Regions from separate parts of the Homo sapiens genome. Here region 2 is linked to region 1. Evidence: read pairs that join two places in POLR2A ChIA-PET (ENCODE). Cell type or tissue: Caco-2. All regions are shown on one strand. Links, peaks and the distances in the headings refer to the core of each region. The heading gives the core; the rest is flanking DNA.

Region 1 (8,495 bases), core at 310-8,309:
TGGAAAACCATCGCTGGAATTGCCATTGGAGTTGCTGTTGTTGCAGTTGTTTTTTCATGTGTATTTTGGGTTGACTTGTAATCCCTCCCTCACAAAAGAAAAATATATGTTGTAATCATAACTCCAAGTACCTCAGAATGTGTCCCTATTTGGAACTTTGTAATTAGTTAAGATGAGGTCATAGTGGAATAGAGTGGGCTCCTAATCCAGTATACTGGTGTCTTTTTGAGAAGATGATCATGGGAACACACAAACACACACAAGGAGAGCACCACACCGGGATGAAGGCAGAGACTGGACTTGCACAGATCCAAGTCAAGAATTACCCAGATGCTAGACAGAGACAAAGTAGGACTCCCCTACAGGTTTCAGAGCGAGCGTGGCCCTGCTGACATCTTGATTTCAAGCTTCCAGAACTGCAAAACAGCATGTTTCTGTTGTTCTAATCTACTCAGTTTGTGGTGTTTTGTTATTGTAGCCCTAGGAAACTAATACAATATGCAAAGTAATAAACAAGATGTAAGGAACAGTTTTTGAACACAGAGCAATATGCATTATTTTCACAAACTGTGAAGCCTCCTTTTATTTTTTAAGGAAAAATATTTTGTTTAATCGTGAATAATGTTATGCTCAGAAGTTGTCTTGTAAAGATGTTAATATAGTTATCTTAACATCAGTTTAAAGAACTATACTTTCCAATGTGCTAATTTTAGGTTTATTGAAACTATAAGTATGAATTATATATATTAATATAAGAGAACATGTTAATATATACCATAATATCTTTTAATATTGTAAATATTTAAATTTATAAATTATAGTTCTTAAGATTTTCCATCTATGGAGAAATAAATACATTTAAATGTGCATATATATCAGAGATACAAAAAGCAATTTATAAGAGTGAGAGAAGTAGCAAAGTTAGAGGAAAAATACTTAAACTGAAGTTCAAATATAATTGATGTCTAGTCTTAGCATCATTGTTTAGGTGCAGAATGTAATCAAGTTCTTTAACGCATGAACAAATCTCAATTATTTCATTTGAAAAAACTAGTATGGGGTGAGATGCTTTGAAGATCAAATGAGAAGCATGTCTCCAGCTGGTGGAGTTTTTGCATATCATAGGTACTCAAAATGGGCCTATAAACAGATACATGGGCATAGTCTGGAGGATTCCTGAATTAGGATGGGATATATGTGACATTATTCATCTCCTATAAAATGACAAGAATTAAGGGCGGGCATGGTGACTAACGCCTGTAATCCCAGCACTTTGGGAGCCTGTAATCCAAGGTGAGTGGATTGCTTGAGCTCAGGAGTTTGAGACCGACCTGGGCAACATGGTGAAACTCCTTCTCTAAAAAATACAAAAATTAGCCAGATGTGGTGGTGTGTGCCTGTAGTCCCAGCTACACAGGAGGCTGAGATAGGAGGATGGCTTGAGCCCAGAAGGCAGAGGTTGCAGTGAGCAGAGATGGTGCCACTGCACTCCAGCCTGAGCAACAGAGTGAGACCCTGTCTCCAAAAATAAAAATTAAAAAAACACAAGAATTTGAGTTTTCTCTTCCCCATTTCTCTATGGACTCCATTCCTCCCCCATTTTCCTACTGAAGTCAGAGTTAATTTTGTTTAATTAATTAAATACTAGTTTGGGACTATATACTAGACATTTTTAAATGAACAATGAATATCTAAGACAAACATGCTGTCACTGTCTTCAAAAACTTCAATAGTTTTGTGCGAGAAAAATTTTTTGGAGTTCTTGTTAAAAATGTAGAACTGGGGGCCTCACCTCTAAAAGTTAAGTTCAGTAGGATTACAATTGAACCCAGATTTCCCATTTCAACAAGAGCCCTAGGTAATTCTGGAGTAAATAGTCTATAAACCATCTTTGAAGAAACCTCTGGTTTTAATGACCTAAAGCTGATTGAAACAGTCCATTAAGTCTTTTGATAGTTTTTCATTACAGAAGTAGATACTTCCCCCGAAAATTATGATTTATTACCACTAATATATGCTACTTTGTATCACAACTGAAAGATGAAAATCATTTTGAGGGAGAAAGTAAGATGAGGAGAAACAGAGGGGAGCTCTTAGTATCTTGTGGATACTAAGATTTGCTTTACACAAAAATCTCTTTAAAAATTTATTGCATCAATTTAAGGGGTACAAGTTCAGTTTTGTTACATGAATACATTGTATAGTGGTGAAGTCTGTAACCACCACCTGAATAGTGTATTATTAATGGGTATTATACCCATTAAGTAATTTCTCATCCCTTCCCCCCACCAAGTCTCCACATCTATTATTCCATCCTCTATGTCAATGTATACATTATTTAGCTCCCACTTGTAAGTGAGAACATGTGGTATTCGACTTGCTTTGAAAAAAATCTTTTAATAGAAATTCCTAAATCCATAGCCCTAACAAGAACTGTTAAGTGTGTAGAGAACCAAGACTAGAGAACATATATTTTGCTGCATCAAAATCTTTCTTTGAACTCAGGAAATTAAATCACATTATTAGCTCTTCAGTAAAGTTAGTGGAATTTTAATAAATTACTGGTATTCTTGAAATGTTGAGTAATGCTAACTATATGAAAAATTAAAAATGCATTTCTTTTTTTTTTGAAAGTTTAGTTTGATAAATTATAACGAACAGGTAAGAGATTTCCAATTGATATGGACAGGAGACAGGGAAATACTAGGTAGAAGAGAGTGGTTCCCTGGCAAAGGCCCCACCCTTAAGCCTGGATACCCACAGACCCAAGTAAGAACAGGCATTTCTATTTTCGCAGCCAAAAAGTTGCCTTTTGGCCCACCATGCCCCCTATCTTATGCCCATATAAATCCCAAACCCCAGGCTCCAGAAGCAGATGAGGAGACGAACAGACAAACAACAGAATGGTGTGGCAGAGAGGATGAGAAGAAAAGGAATGTTAGGAGGAGTTTGGCTGGGGACAGTCGGAGAATTAGCTGCTGGATGGCCAAACTCCAGGGGAAGATCATTTTCCCACTCCATTCCCTGTCCAGCTCCCCATCCAGCCTGCTGAGAGCCACCTCCACCACTCAATAAAACCCCCATATTCATCCTTCAAGTCCGTGTGTGACCTGAGTCTTCTGGGATGCTGGACAAGATCTTGGGATACAGAAAGCTGGCACAATCGTCCCCTGCCCTTGCAAAAAGGCAGAGGGTCCACTGAGCTGGTTAACCCTTAAGCCATCCATGGATGGCAAGGCTAAAAGAGTGCACTGTAACACACACCCACTTGGGCTTTGGGAGTCTCAGACTCCTACCCTTAGATGCTGCTGTGGGGCCAGAGCCCAAAAGAGCTCCCCTCATTTCCTGCACCTGCCCATCTGCGTGCTTCCCGTCCCGTAAGGGGTTTGAGCTTGTGGTGGCTGAACAGAGAGCCACACCCCTGTTGCATGTTCTGCAAGTGGGGGTCAGGGAACTCTCCTGTTTCACAATGAGTACAGCAAAATATGATGAAGTTGGAAAAGACCCAGGCTCAGAGTTTGGGTCATGAAGTTAATCACATGATGTCACTAATTACTTGAATTACTTGAATCAAAACCCTTAACATATCTGTAAACCAGTTTCCTCATCTATAACGTGTGGATAGAGGCTAAATGATTTTTAGACTTTGTTCCATTTCTAAAAGATCTAATTCTACCTTAGGTATTTTCAAGGCATCCATCCCAAATTTTACAGCATGACTAGAAACTTTTTCTTTTTCTTTTAAATGGCCTAATGGCAAATGGCAAGATATTTTTTACATTTAAATAGCTAGCTATGAAGCCTATTATTGCTAATATTTACTTCATAAAACACACAGAAGTACATGTAAACAATTTTATTGTCTTTTGAAAGAATATTTGTTTAAAAATATTTCACATATATAACCCAAAATATGTGCAATGTACCCAGTTTACATTTAGGCTAGCTCTTGAGTGGCAGAAAAGACAATATAGAACAGGTTAATAGAGCAATGACACTTCTCTGGCTGTTTATAGTTTAGAAAGCTATTTCTGAATCTGTCATTAACAGTAAACTTAAGACTTCAAAGAAAAGTCATTAATATTTTAGTGTATCATACTTTGTATACATTGTTATATATGTATATATCATACATGTTGTTTTTTATGACTTTTGTTAATAGCATATTTGTTTTAAAAGCATAAATTTAGATTTAAAAAATCAAATTATATTTTAAATGCACAAGAAGAGATAGCTTTTTAATCTGTGATGAATTTTTCTTTTCAATTTTTAGTTTTGGTTGTTTGTATGATGTATAAAATCAGCATATTTTGTCTATGGAGAATGCTTTTGCATAAAAGTGTCATTTATTCATAAATGCTAATTTGTAAAAAGTTAATCCATTTTTAATCAAAGTTGGCCAAATTGCTTTTCCCATGTGGGTGGACTTTCTTTATTAAATTATTAAATTATTATTATATTCTTATACAGGTGCTATTGTGTGAGTGACAGTCTGGCTAATTTTCAATATTTCAAACTTAATTTAACAACTTGTGTTTATATATTTTGATTTTATTTCAATGGTTATTTTTCCACTGGATGGGTACTTGAGTTTGAGTTATTCCTTCTATAAGATGTGTTACAAAGTTTTCTTGTTTAAAAGGGTAGGGATGGTTTTTAAGTCGATAAAAAGAGAATAGGTGTAATAAAAATTAACAGAATTGTAAAATCTAAGGTAGTGTAAGTGACTGCTTTAGTGGTTGATGGTTAGTGAAGATTTGTGTGTTTCTGTTTGTGTGCATTAGTATATGCAATCTAATCATTATTTTCACCTAAAATGCCAGTTTATATATATATATTCTCTGTTGATGAAAAGAGTCAATCTCTATAAAATATTTGAAAAGATTTATTCTGCACTAAATATGAGTGATCATGGCTCATGACACAGCTTTCGGGAGGTTCTGAGAACATGTGCCCAAAGTGTAGGGTACAGCTTGATTTTATATATTTTAGGAAGGCAAGAGACATCAATAAAATACTATTAAGAAATCCATTGGTTTGGTTTGGGAAGGCGGAACGACTCAAACTGGGGTGGGTGGGGGGTGGACTTCCAGGCTATAGGTAAATTTAAACATTTTCTGGTTGACAATTGGTTGAGTTTGTCTAAAGGCCTAGGATTGATAGAAAGGAATGTTCAGGGTAAACATAAAGGATTGTGGAGACCAAGTTTCATTGTGCAGATAAGCTTTTAGATAGCAGACTTTAGAGAAGAGCAGGTTGTAAATTGTTTTTTATCGAACTTGAAAGGGTGCCTGGCTCTTAGTTGATTGTCTCCTGGATCTGGGAAGGAAAGAAGGAAAACAAAGGGGGAAGGGGATTCTCTATAGAATATGGACTTTTCCCCCAAGAGACTTTGCAGGGCAATTTCAAGGTATGTCAAGGAAATGTATTTTGGGGTTAAATATTTTTTTCCTTGTTTCATAATGTTATGCCAGAGTCAGATTGAAAAGTATGTCACAATATATAGGATCAAATAAAACCCATCTGATGAGAATTCCTGGTTTATAGAGCATGACTCCCTAGACCCCTTAGGTAGGAATTTGGGTAAGATAAAAAATCGGAGCTTAGTCCTCATTTCTAATTATCTGGAAATATGGGACAGCAGAAAGTAAGAAATGATGAAATACAATATATATTTTAAAAATTCAGAATAATTATGATACCATCTTAGCTAAAGTAATCTCCTCTACATCACTCTGGTTCCCATGGTTTGATTTCACTTACACCAAGTATCACCACCTGAAATCACAATCCTTTATGTATGTATATATGTAGGTACATGTTTATTTGTTTATTTTCTATCGTCCCCCATTTCCATTAGAACATAAACATTTCATAAGGGCAAGGATTTTATCATTCTTATTCATATTGCAACTGCAGGACTCAGAATAATGCTTGGCAAACAGTAGGCACTAAATATATAGAATAAATGAGTGTATAGATATGGTTAGAATTATAGAAGCTAACAACAGCTGCCCAACCAAGAAATTCTTGGTAAGATTGTGAAGGGCAAAGGTCAATAAAAACTGAATAATTGGAAAGGTCAAGAAAGCTGCAGTTCTATAAACACATGAAGTAGAAGCTTAAGGTGGTTAGAGGCTAGGGAATTAGGACGTTGGCCAATATATTTTTTTGGGGGGGGCGTGGGCTGAGTTAGAAAGAAATACTTTTAATTTTATTTTACTATTTTAAATAAAATCATAACATGAAATAACCTGAAAAGCATTTAGGCTAGCAGTCAGTGCCTTCTTTGCATGTAGTGGCTCCAGTGGAATAGGAGAGGCTTGGTTGAGCCCTTGGGGAAGATGATGGAGCTGTTTTCAGAGTCAAATCCTGTGAGCATAGCAAGCTCAGAAATGGAGATAAAGAATATGCCCAATTCTGAGCACAATTTCTTTAGTCTGAGACAAGTACAACATAGGAAGTATTGCTCCAGGCAAAGGACTATTGTTTGTAACATTAAAAAGCACCTCTATTTTCAATCTTTCAGTTTACAAAATTTCATAGATAAGAATAAAGTTCTGTCTGAGAACAAAGGATATCACCCCTGTCACCACTCAACTGATGGCACTGGTGGTAGTTTCCGTAATTTTGAACTTAATGAACAAATGGACTTGCAACCAATCTTTCAAAATTCAAATAGAGGAGCTTCTGTAATGTTTTTTCTCCTTAGAACTGTCTTAGCTCTCCTATTCATCACTGTCTTCGTTTCTATTGCTGTTACTACAAATTATTGCATACATTGTCTTAAAACAATTCACATTTATTTTCTTAGAGTTCTGGAGCCCAAAGTGGATCTCCTTGGGCTCAAATCAAATGTCAGCATCATGTTCTTTCTGGAGGCTCTAGGAAGAATCTATCTCCTTTCCTTTTCCAGTTTTGAAAGGTCCTTGACTGTGATTTTCTTTCATCTTCCAAGCCAGCAATGGCCAGTCGAGACTTTCTCACATCACAGCACTCCACCACTGACACTTTTGCCCTCCTATTCCCATTCAAGGACACTTGTGATTACTTTGGGCCCACTCAGATGGTCCAGGATACCAGCTGATTAACAACCATAATTCTATTTGCTACCCTAATTCTCCTTTGCTATGTAACATATTTCTAGATTCTGGACATTAGTACGTGAACATCTTTCGGAGACAATTATTTGTCTACAGATATATTTTCTTTATGAAAATGTGTGGTTTTAATAAATAAATGTATTTCAAGAAATGAACTATTCTATTTTCATGTCTTGTTGAAATGGTCCAAGTCTAGAGTAGAAGAGAATCGACACTTTGTTTACTCCTGGTCAGTTTATTCCTCAAAAAGAACCAAGGTCAAGGTATACCCAGAGCAGAGCCAAGCTTAAACAGGACCAAGCTCAAGACCACCAGAGTAGGGCAAGGTCAGAACAATCACAGCTGAAATTTATTTTTTCCAATTAGACTTTGCTGCTTTTTTAAAGAATACCTGTTCTCCATGAGAGGAAACCAATGACGTTGCTTGTTATATGTAACGACCTATTTGCAGACACACAAGTCTCAAAGAGGGGTTTATATGCAGTGACTTTTGGTACAATCCCTGTGGTTAGTGGAAGCATTTATACCCTGGGAAAGACTTGAAATTAGTGCTTTACTTTTGCAAAGCACACAACACTTGAGCACTCCCAAAGTTTTTAAAAATAAAGTTTGTAACAAATTACTTGAAATTCATTATTATCTCTCCAGGTAAACTCTAAGAATAAAATTTATGTATTTGACCTCTGTGACAGATTCTAAATAGGAATTAATCTCTGTAATTAACTTGTAATGGAATCACTTTCTAATTGTGTGCACATAAAACCTAACAGTTGCTTATTTTATGCTGTTTTTGGCAGTAACTGTTCCATCACATCGTTTTATGAGACAATAATATAGTGTCTAAATAGAAACACTCAGAGCACAAATAATTTATCCTATTGAGTAACAAAGAGATTTTCATCAGTAAATCAGGAAATCAGATTACTTTTCATGTGGGCCAGCCCTGAATGAGACACTAATGGCTGCAATAAATGTCATGATTAATGACGTTTGAATGTCAGAAGTTTGAAAATTCAACATAAATTTATGAAATATCCAGACATTCACAAGTTAATCCACACCTCAAACCATTTAAATTTCTTTACATCATTCATCCAAAATGTATGCTCTAGAATCTTCTCATTTATCTCACTTTAAGTATATCCAAAACTGTGTGGATTCATGGTATTCTTGACCAAAACCAGGAATTTTTACTACTGACCCGAATCTAAAAATGGCTGTTTTTACTGAAGGAGTCCTTGAAGCTGTTGCTAAGGAACCAGCTTTGGAAAACAAAGACAACGTTTAATAAAAAATGTATTGATTAAAAAGAAGAAAAGCTCTGAAAAGCAGTCATTTCTCGAGAAAGCCGATATGTTATGATAAACTTTTCTAGGCTTTGTCTATTCCCTG
Region 2 (8,495 bases), core at 193-8,192, 1.9 Mb after region 1:
TCTTCCTGATCAAAATGAGTAAATTCGTCTTTTTATTTTTTCTTCTCTTTGAAAAATATATTCACATAAGCAGTTAAGATATGCTTTGTTTTCCAAATCCTCTTCATTTCCCAGAGTCAGCAGTTCTTTGATTATAACTTCTTTTTTTCTAATAAATTTATTGAGATACCATTTACATATTAGAAAACGCACTCTTTTAAAGTGTACAATTCACAGAGCTGTGCAACCATCATCACCATCTAATTTTAGACATTTTCTTTACTCCAAAAAGAAACCTTGTACTTAAAAGCAGTCTCTGTCCATTTTTTCCTTCTCCTAACCACTGGCAACCACTAATCTATTTTGTCTCTATAAATTTGCCTAGTCTAGATTTACCATGTAATTGCACAATATGTGTTGTACATGGCTGTTTTCTTTCACTTATAACATTTTCTAGGTTCTTCCTCATTGTAAAGTGTATTAGTCCTTAATTTATTTTTATTGTCAAATATTATTCTATCATTCGTATATATCATATTTTGTTTAACCATTCATAAGCTACAAACATTTGGCTTATTCCACCTTTCAATTACTATAAATAATAAATATGCTGATTTGAACAATTGTGTCAAATTTTTTCCTGGGCATATGTTTTCAATTCTCTTGGTTATGTTCTTAGAGGCAGAATCTCTGGGTCATATGGCAATGCTTATTTAGCTTTTTGAGTAACTGACAATGTATTTTCCAAAGCGGTTGTGCACTTGACATTCTCATCAGCCATGCATGAGGATTCAAATTTTTCCACAGCAGCAACAGCACTTGTTGCCTAGTAAATTCATCCTAGTGTGTGTGAAGTGGTACCTCGTTGAAGTTTTGATTTACATTTCACTAATGACTAAATATATTGAGCATCTTTTCATGTGCTTAAAGATTACTTGTATATCTACTTTGGAGGAAAGTCTATTTAAACCTTTTGCCCATGTTTGAATTGGCTTGTTTGAATTTGCCCATGTTTGAATTGGGGCTGGGTATGGTGGCTCATGTCTCCAGGACAATATTGTCACCACCAGGACAACATTGAATAGAAATGATGAAAGCAGATATCTTTGTATGATTCCTTACTTTAATAGTAATGCATTCAATCTTTCATATTAAGTAAGATGTTATCGTTTTATAGATTACAATTATCAGGTTGAAGAAGCTCCCTTACATTCCTAGTTTACTGAGTGTTTCTATCATAAAAAGGGTGTTGAATTTTACCAAATGATTGTTTATGACTCTATTGAGATGACCATGTTGTGTTTGCCTTTTGTTCTATTCGTATGATGTATTACCTTGATTGAACTTTTATACATTAAACCTGTTGCATTACTGGGATAAATCCTTTTTGGTCACGTTATATAATCCTTTTTTATAATCCTTTTATATTATGCAATCCAGTTCATTAGTATTTGGTTGTGGATGCTTGTGTCTATATTTATATTGCCTACTTGTTTTTAGTTGTTGTTTGTATTTCTTGTGAAGTCTTTTTCCAGTGTAAGGATTCAGGTGAAATTGGTGTCATGGAATGAGTTGGAAAGTATTCCCTTCTGTTGTATTTCTCTGTTTTTGTGCATGAGTTTGTTAAGGATTTATATTAGTCTTTAAACATTTGGTAGAAGTCACCAGTGAAGTCATCTGTGCCTGAACTTTTATTTGTGAGAAGTTTTATTTTTTCAATTAATGTACTCTCTTTGCTTGTAGTTGCATTCAGATTCTTTATCTCTTCTTGAATCAGTTTTGGAGTGTGTCTTTCTAGGAATTTGTTTCGTTTGTCTAGGTTATTTACTATACTGGCATACAATTGTTTATAGCCTTATCTTATTTATAATCCCTTTAATTTCAGTAAAGTCAACAGTGATGTCCTCTCTTTCATTCTTGGTTTTAATAATTTAAGTCTTCTTTCTTTTCTTGGTTAGTTCAGCTAAAAGTTGGCTATTTTTTTTCTGTTCAAAACACAAACTTTGAGTTTTGTCAGTTGTCTTTATTATTTTTCTTTGCTCTGTTTCATTTTTTAACTTACTTCCTTCATTCTTCTTGTTTTGAGTTTAGTGTACTCCTCCTTTTCTAGTTTCTTAAGGTTGGTTGTTACAGCTGTAAATTCCTTTATAACCCCTGCCTTAACTGCAGCCTATAGGTATATCATGTTGTACTTTTCACTCATAAAAGTATTTCATAATATCCTTTGTAATTTTTAAAAAATCTATTGATTAAATAGGAGTGTCATATCATTTCCATAGATTTTAAGTTTCCAAAATTTACTTCTATTACTGATTTTAATTTAATTCAATTATGGTCAGAAAATAACCTTTCTGTGATTTAACACTTTCCATTTAATATGGCTTTTTAAATGCCTAACAATCTAGTCTTTCTCTGAGAATGTTTCATGTGTATTGGGGAACAATTTGTATTCTGCTGCTTCTAGGTTAATTATTCCATAGATTTCTGTTAAATCTAGTTTTTTTATAAAGTTCCTTACGTTTTCTATTTGCTTGTTATATTTCTGTCCAGTTGTTCTATCCATTATTGAAGGTGAGGTGCTATGGTTTGAATTTGTCCCCATCAAAACTCACTTTGAAACTTGATTTCCAATATGGTGCTGTTGGGGTTATAGGCCAAGTGGGAGGTATTTTGGTCATAAGAGCAGCTCTCACAAAAATGGCTTGATGCTGTTCTCACAAGAATGAGTGAGTTCTTGCTCTGGTGAGACTGGATTAGTTCTTACAGGAAAGGATTAGTTCCCATGAGAGTGGATTGTTCTAAAGTGAGGATGCTCCTCAGGGTTTGCCCTTCACATGTGTCTGCTTCCTCTTTGACATTCTCCACCATGTTATGAAGCAGCACGAAAGCCCTTGCTAAAGCTAGGGCCATGACCTTGAACTTCCCAGCCTGTAGAACACTAAGCTAAATATTCAAAGTATTTAGAATACTCTGTAGGTTTCTAAACTTCTTTTCTTTGTAAATTACCCAGCCACATGTATTCTATTATAGCAACACAAAATGGACTAAGACATGAGGTATCTAAGTATCTATTATTACTAAATCATGTATTTCTCTCTTCAAAAAAGATTAAAGCTGAAATGACAAGATACTTCATAATGAATCAGAAAAATAAGCAATCATTGATATTGAAATATTACTATACTTCTTTTGTAGGACCAAGCAACTCTTTTCAGAAGATTTTCTGTATGCATTTTAAAAAGTAATTCTCTAAATAACATTTGATACACTTTGTCATTTTAACCCCATATTCATCAGTTTAACAATACTCTGATCATATAAATGTATAGCTGTTTTGGCCTAAACCTCATTTATAAAAATTACATATCTATTTTTAATAGGGCTATTATAAAAGCATGCTATCTAACTAAGAAAACAAACAAAACCCCCAAAACATGTAACCATGTTTTTTATTCATTTAAAAATATATTTGTAATATTTGCTAGAACTTAATAATCACTCAACAGTCATTTTTCTTTCCCAAAACAGCAACATGTTTTTGATTCTCACAGAAGTAATTCTAAACTTTCAACTCGATTTTGAAATCCTTACATTTATAACAATGTCAATTGTTCTCATGTCCTTTTTAAGAAGTTGTATTATGTTTGCCTGTCATAATTTTTCTTCTACCACTCCATATTGCCTCAAAATAACGAACATGCATTAAATGATAAATATCACTTGCAACTTCTTTTTAAGAATACTACAGTATGATTTTGGAAGTCTGCAGGCTTGATCTAATTTAGGAGAATTGATTCTCTTTTACAACCCCTTTAAAATTGTCAACTTCAGGTCCTACTAATGTATATTAATTCTACATTTTTTGAATCTTCATATCATTCATTATAATTGAGAATATGGTCACAGAATTGGGGTTGAGAAGTAGAAATACTAGAGTAAATACGTAGTGAGAATATTGAAAATCTTGTTCCTTAGACTTTTTCATCTGGACAAATTGGTGGAAATATTTTCAATGACAAATTTCAGAAAAAAAGATGAATAGCTTCACTATTCTACAAAGAAATAGAGTCAAATAAAAAAAAATCTTGCCAAACATTGAGGTCATCACCTTTTTAACTCTTCATGGTTTTAACAAGGCATAAAACTATGAGAATCACACTTAGATTTAAAATAACTAAAAAACATTTGTTTCCACATTAATTTTTAGAGTAGAATTTGCTTAGTTCACAATCAAAAGAACAAATCTATTTTATGATATCTGTTGCATCTATAAAAATAGCTGCATCACTGTTTGGTTGATGCTTTTGATAGATAGGATTTTGTGTTGAAAAATTATTATTATCATACTTGAGAAGCTTGTCCTGAAAGCTGTTTAGCAGAATTCTCCAAATAGAAATGGTATTATTTTTTAAAGAATTACATTAAATGTTTATTTGTCTCGAGTGGCTTACTTATTATCCAGAAAGAAACACCTTATACAGAATACTTTAATAATGGTCAGCGATATTTTATTTATTTACCTTTGACCTATTAATCCCACTTCTGGCAATATATATTGAAGATATGCCTCTAAAATTACAAAAATGAAGATGAACATGATTATTCTTTGGCATACTGTTTGGAATTGCAAAATATGGGAAACATTCTAAATGCCCATTCATAGGAAAATGGTTGTGTAAACTATGCAACTTTTACACAATGGAGTATTATGCAGCTGTAAAACGGAAAGAGGAAGATTTCTGTGAACTGATATCCAGTGATTTCTAGGATACATGATACACTGTTAAGTGAAAAAGAGCAGATCACAAGAAAAATCTATAATCTATTACTCTCCATGTAAGAAAAAAAAAGGATGTGCTGCCATAACCCAAATGTCCAACAATGATAGACTGGATTAAGAAAATGTGGCACATATACCCCATGGAATACTATGCAGCCATAAAAAATGATGAGTTCATGTCCTTTGTAGGGACATGGATGAAATTGGAAATCATCATTCTCAGTAAACTATCGCAAGGACAAAAAACTAAACACCACATGTTCTCACTCATAGGTGGGAATTGAACAATGAGAACACATGGACACAGGAAGGGGAACATCACACTCTGGGGATTGTTGTGGAGTGGGGGGATGGGGGAGGGATAGCATTAGGAGACATACCTAATGCTAAATGATGAGTTAATGGGTGCAGCACACCAGCATGGCACATGTATACATATGTAACTAACCTGCACATTGTGCACATGTACCCTAAAACTTAAAGTATAATAATAATAAAATAAAAAAAAGAAAAAAGAAAAAAAAAGGATGTGAAGAAAACACGTCCATGAACAGTTAGGTGGTTTCCACAGCTTGGATATTGTGAATAATTCTGCAATAAACATGGGACTACATATATCTCTTCAAGATCCTGATTTCTATTTTTTTGATATAAAACCAAGTGTGAAATTGTTTGATCATATGGTAATTCTATTTTTAATTTTTTTTAAAAAATACTGTTTTCCATAGCAAATGCACCATTTTACATTCTCACCAGCAATGTATAAAGGTTCCAATTCCTCCACAGCCTTGCTAAAACTTATCTTTTTAGATTATGCAAATTAAAAGATGTGAAGCAATATCTCACTTGTAGATTTAATTTGCTTTTCCCTCATAATTAGTGATGCTGAGCATTTTTTCATGTACCTATTGGCCATTGGTATGCCTTTTACAGAAATGTCTATTCAAGTCCTTTGCCCATTAATCAGTTATTTGGATTTTTATGCTATTGACTTATAGGACTTCCTTATGTATTTTGGATATTAACCCTTTATCAAATATATTGTTTGTAAATATTTTCTACCATTCCATAGCTTGCCTTTTCACCTGTTGATTATTTCTGTTGCTGTGCAGAAGCTGTTTAGTTTGATGTAGTCCCACTTTCTAATATTGCATTTATTACCTGTGCTTTTGGTGTCATGTCCAAGAAATGATTTCACAGTTGACAGGATATAGGAGCAACCTAAATGTCTGACAGATGAATGAATAAAGAAAATGTAGTATAAACAATTCTGCCATATGTGATAACATGGATGAACTTGGAGGATATTAGGCTAAGTGAGATAAGGCAGTGTAGAAACAGTGAGTGGAGTAGTCATTTCCAGGATCCCTTTGGGGGGCGGTAGCAGACTCAGGCATGGCGGGCTGCAGGTCCCAAGCCCTGCCCCGCGGCGGGGCAGCTGAGGCCCGGCGAGAAGTCGAGTGCAGCGCCGGTGGGCCAGCACTGCTGGGGGACCCGGCACACCCTCAGCAGCTGCTGGCCCGGGTGCCAAGACCCTCAATGCCCAGGGCCGGCAGCGCCGGCCGGCCGCTCCCAGTGCGGGGCCCGCCAAGCCACGCCCACCCGGAACTCTAGCTGGCCCGCAAGCGCCGCGCGCCACCCCGGTTCCCGCCAGTGCTTCTTCCTCCACACCTCCCTGCAAGCTGAGGGAGCCGGCTCCCGCCTTGGCCAGCCCAGAAAGGGGCTCCCACAGTGCAGCGGCGGGCTGAAGGGCTCCTTAAGCACAGCCAGAGTGGGCACCGAGGCCGAGGAGGCACCGAGAGCGAGCGAGGACTTCGAGGGCTGCCAGTACGCTGTCACCTGTCAACATCACTAGTAACAACAGGTACTGACACCTTAACCCTCCACATTATGATGCACAGAGGTGGTACAATATACTTTTCATGGCATTCCTATAAAAATGCATAACCTTCAATGAATCGTGAAAAAGTGTCAGATAAACCCAAATCAAGGAATGTCCATTACCTGAACAAAAGCTTTGAAGTATGAAAGACAAGAAAAGACTGGGGGATGCTGTGGACTGCAAGAGGTAGTCTATAAGGAATGTGGGATCCTTAGAGAATCCTGCAACAGAAAAAAAAAAAGCAGTGAAAAAAATGGTGAAATTTAAATCATGCTTTTGTTGGAAAATTAGCATCATTTTAATTCCCAGGTTCAGATCATTGTACTACAGTTACTTTAGATGTGAATGCTAGGGTTAGGTCAGTAAAAGGGTACATGAAAATTCTGCATGATTTTCCCAGTCTTCTGTAAGTCTAAAGTTAATTCATTCAAAATGTAAACCTAAAAAAAAATCATTAAACTAAATGACACAGCTAAGCCATTGGTAAAATAATGGAAGTCTGTGGTGGCTGGAAAGGAGTCAAAACAAATCTAGGGAGAAAACTGCCATTTGCCATGGGTATTTGTTGCTGTCTCCAGGTGGCCTAAAGCCATGCTTTAATAAGGTTTTACTTAAAAGGCACAAAATAGCCAGGTAAACTTTCAAAACAGAGGACAGATCAGATATTATATAATTAATAAAGGTCTACACCTGAAATGAGAACACTAGATAATTTTCCACAGTGCATAGGAAAATGGTGATACTTGCCTGTCTCTCTTTTGTTTTGGGGTGGATGGAAAAACGAAACAAAACAAAGAAAAAAAACAGAAAAAAGGAAAAAAAAAGATTTCTTATTTCATGGCCACTGTCCTACTAACAGAGAAATAACGAGGCAGACATTTAAAATGGTCTCAGGTTGACATTATCCAAAGTTTATGGTACAACCAAATATTTAAGAAAAATAAGTCTGAAAGATTTATTACAGATAAATGTATAGAGATCACACCAAACAAAACAAAATGAAGCAAAACTCACAGATGGACTTGGAAATGAACATTCTTTAATGAAAGCCAGCCAATACACAAGTAGAATATATCTTAAAATGTATATGTATATTTAATATGTTTAAAGACCGGAAAGATAGTATGAAAAGTATTATGAAGGAGGAAATAGATATCAAAAATGACAAGAGAATTTTAAAAATAACCAAATCTAACTATATTAAATTGTAGTAGGAATGAAAATGATTACTTGAAATTGGAAACCCAACAGACTAGATAAACAGGAAGAGAAAATTAGTGAGCTGGTAGAAATTGCACAGGAGGAAGGTGATGTAATTTATGCATGTTAAAAAATAAACATTTAAGTCAAAGCCACCAAAAATTTTTCACAGTATATGAAAAATAATGCTTAAGAAACTCCAGTGTAGCTGTCATATGCGGTTGTATTGGAGGGCAAAAATAGCAGATGAAGTCCTACTTCTTGTGGTCTACCACAATAATGCAAACGGGAGGTAATGAAGGCATGCATTAGTGTAGTGACCATGGAGATGGGATGAATGAAAAGAATGCAAAGCCATTTTGAAAAAGACACATTAGTACATGATGGTTTTTTGATAAGGTTTTCAGCATTTCCTTCAGATTAATCATCTGTATTAATGAAAGTAGAAAAACTTGGTGGACATTTTTTGAAACTAAAAATATTATAAATCATATTAGATTGTATTTTGACAACCAGACTTTTAAGAATATAATTTGCCTAATTTGATATGATTGTCTTGTTAAAATGCAGATGCTATGCCATTTAATTCGGTCTCTGCAGCATTTCCAGGATGCATACATAATTTTGTTGACGTTTAGAGAAATAGGAAAATCA

What was found. Peaks named below come from ENCODE experiments on the same cell type or tissue, not always from the same donor. Only the 100,000 strongest peaks of a DNase experiment are listed, where the experiment ranks them.
Region 2: POLR2A ChIA-PET joins it to region 1 with 12 read pairs; 2 of 35 experiments call an interaction of 5 or more read pairs at or near these places.

Annotation. Positions count from the first base shown.
Region 1 is chr4:164,149,469-164,157,963 of GRCh38, reverse strand. All of the region lies in intron 1 of MARCHF1 (membrane associated ring-CH-type finger 1), which reads left to right. Among named protein-coding and RNA genes, the nearest start is that of MARCHF1, 230 kb to the left of the region's middle. In Caco-2, for the core only: no CTCF peak of the experiment used is centred there; a DNase peak (open chromatin) is centred at 5,083.
Region 2 is chr4:162,201,516-162,210,010 of GRCh38, reverse strand. No RefSeq gene overlaps it. Among named protein-coding and RNA genes, the nearest start is that of FSTL5, 42 kb to the right of the region's middle. In Caco-2, for the core only: no CTCF peak of the experiment used is centred there; no DNase peak of the experiment used is centred there.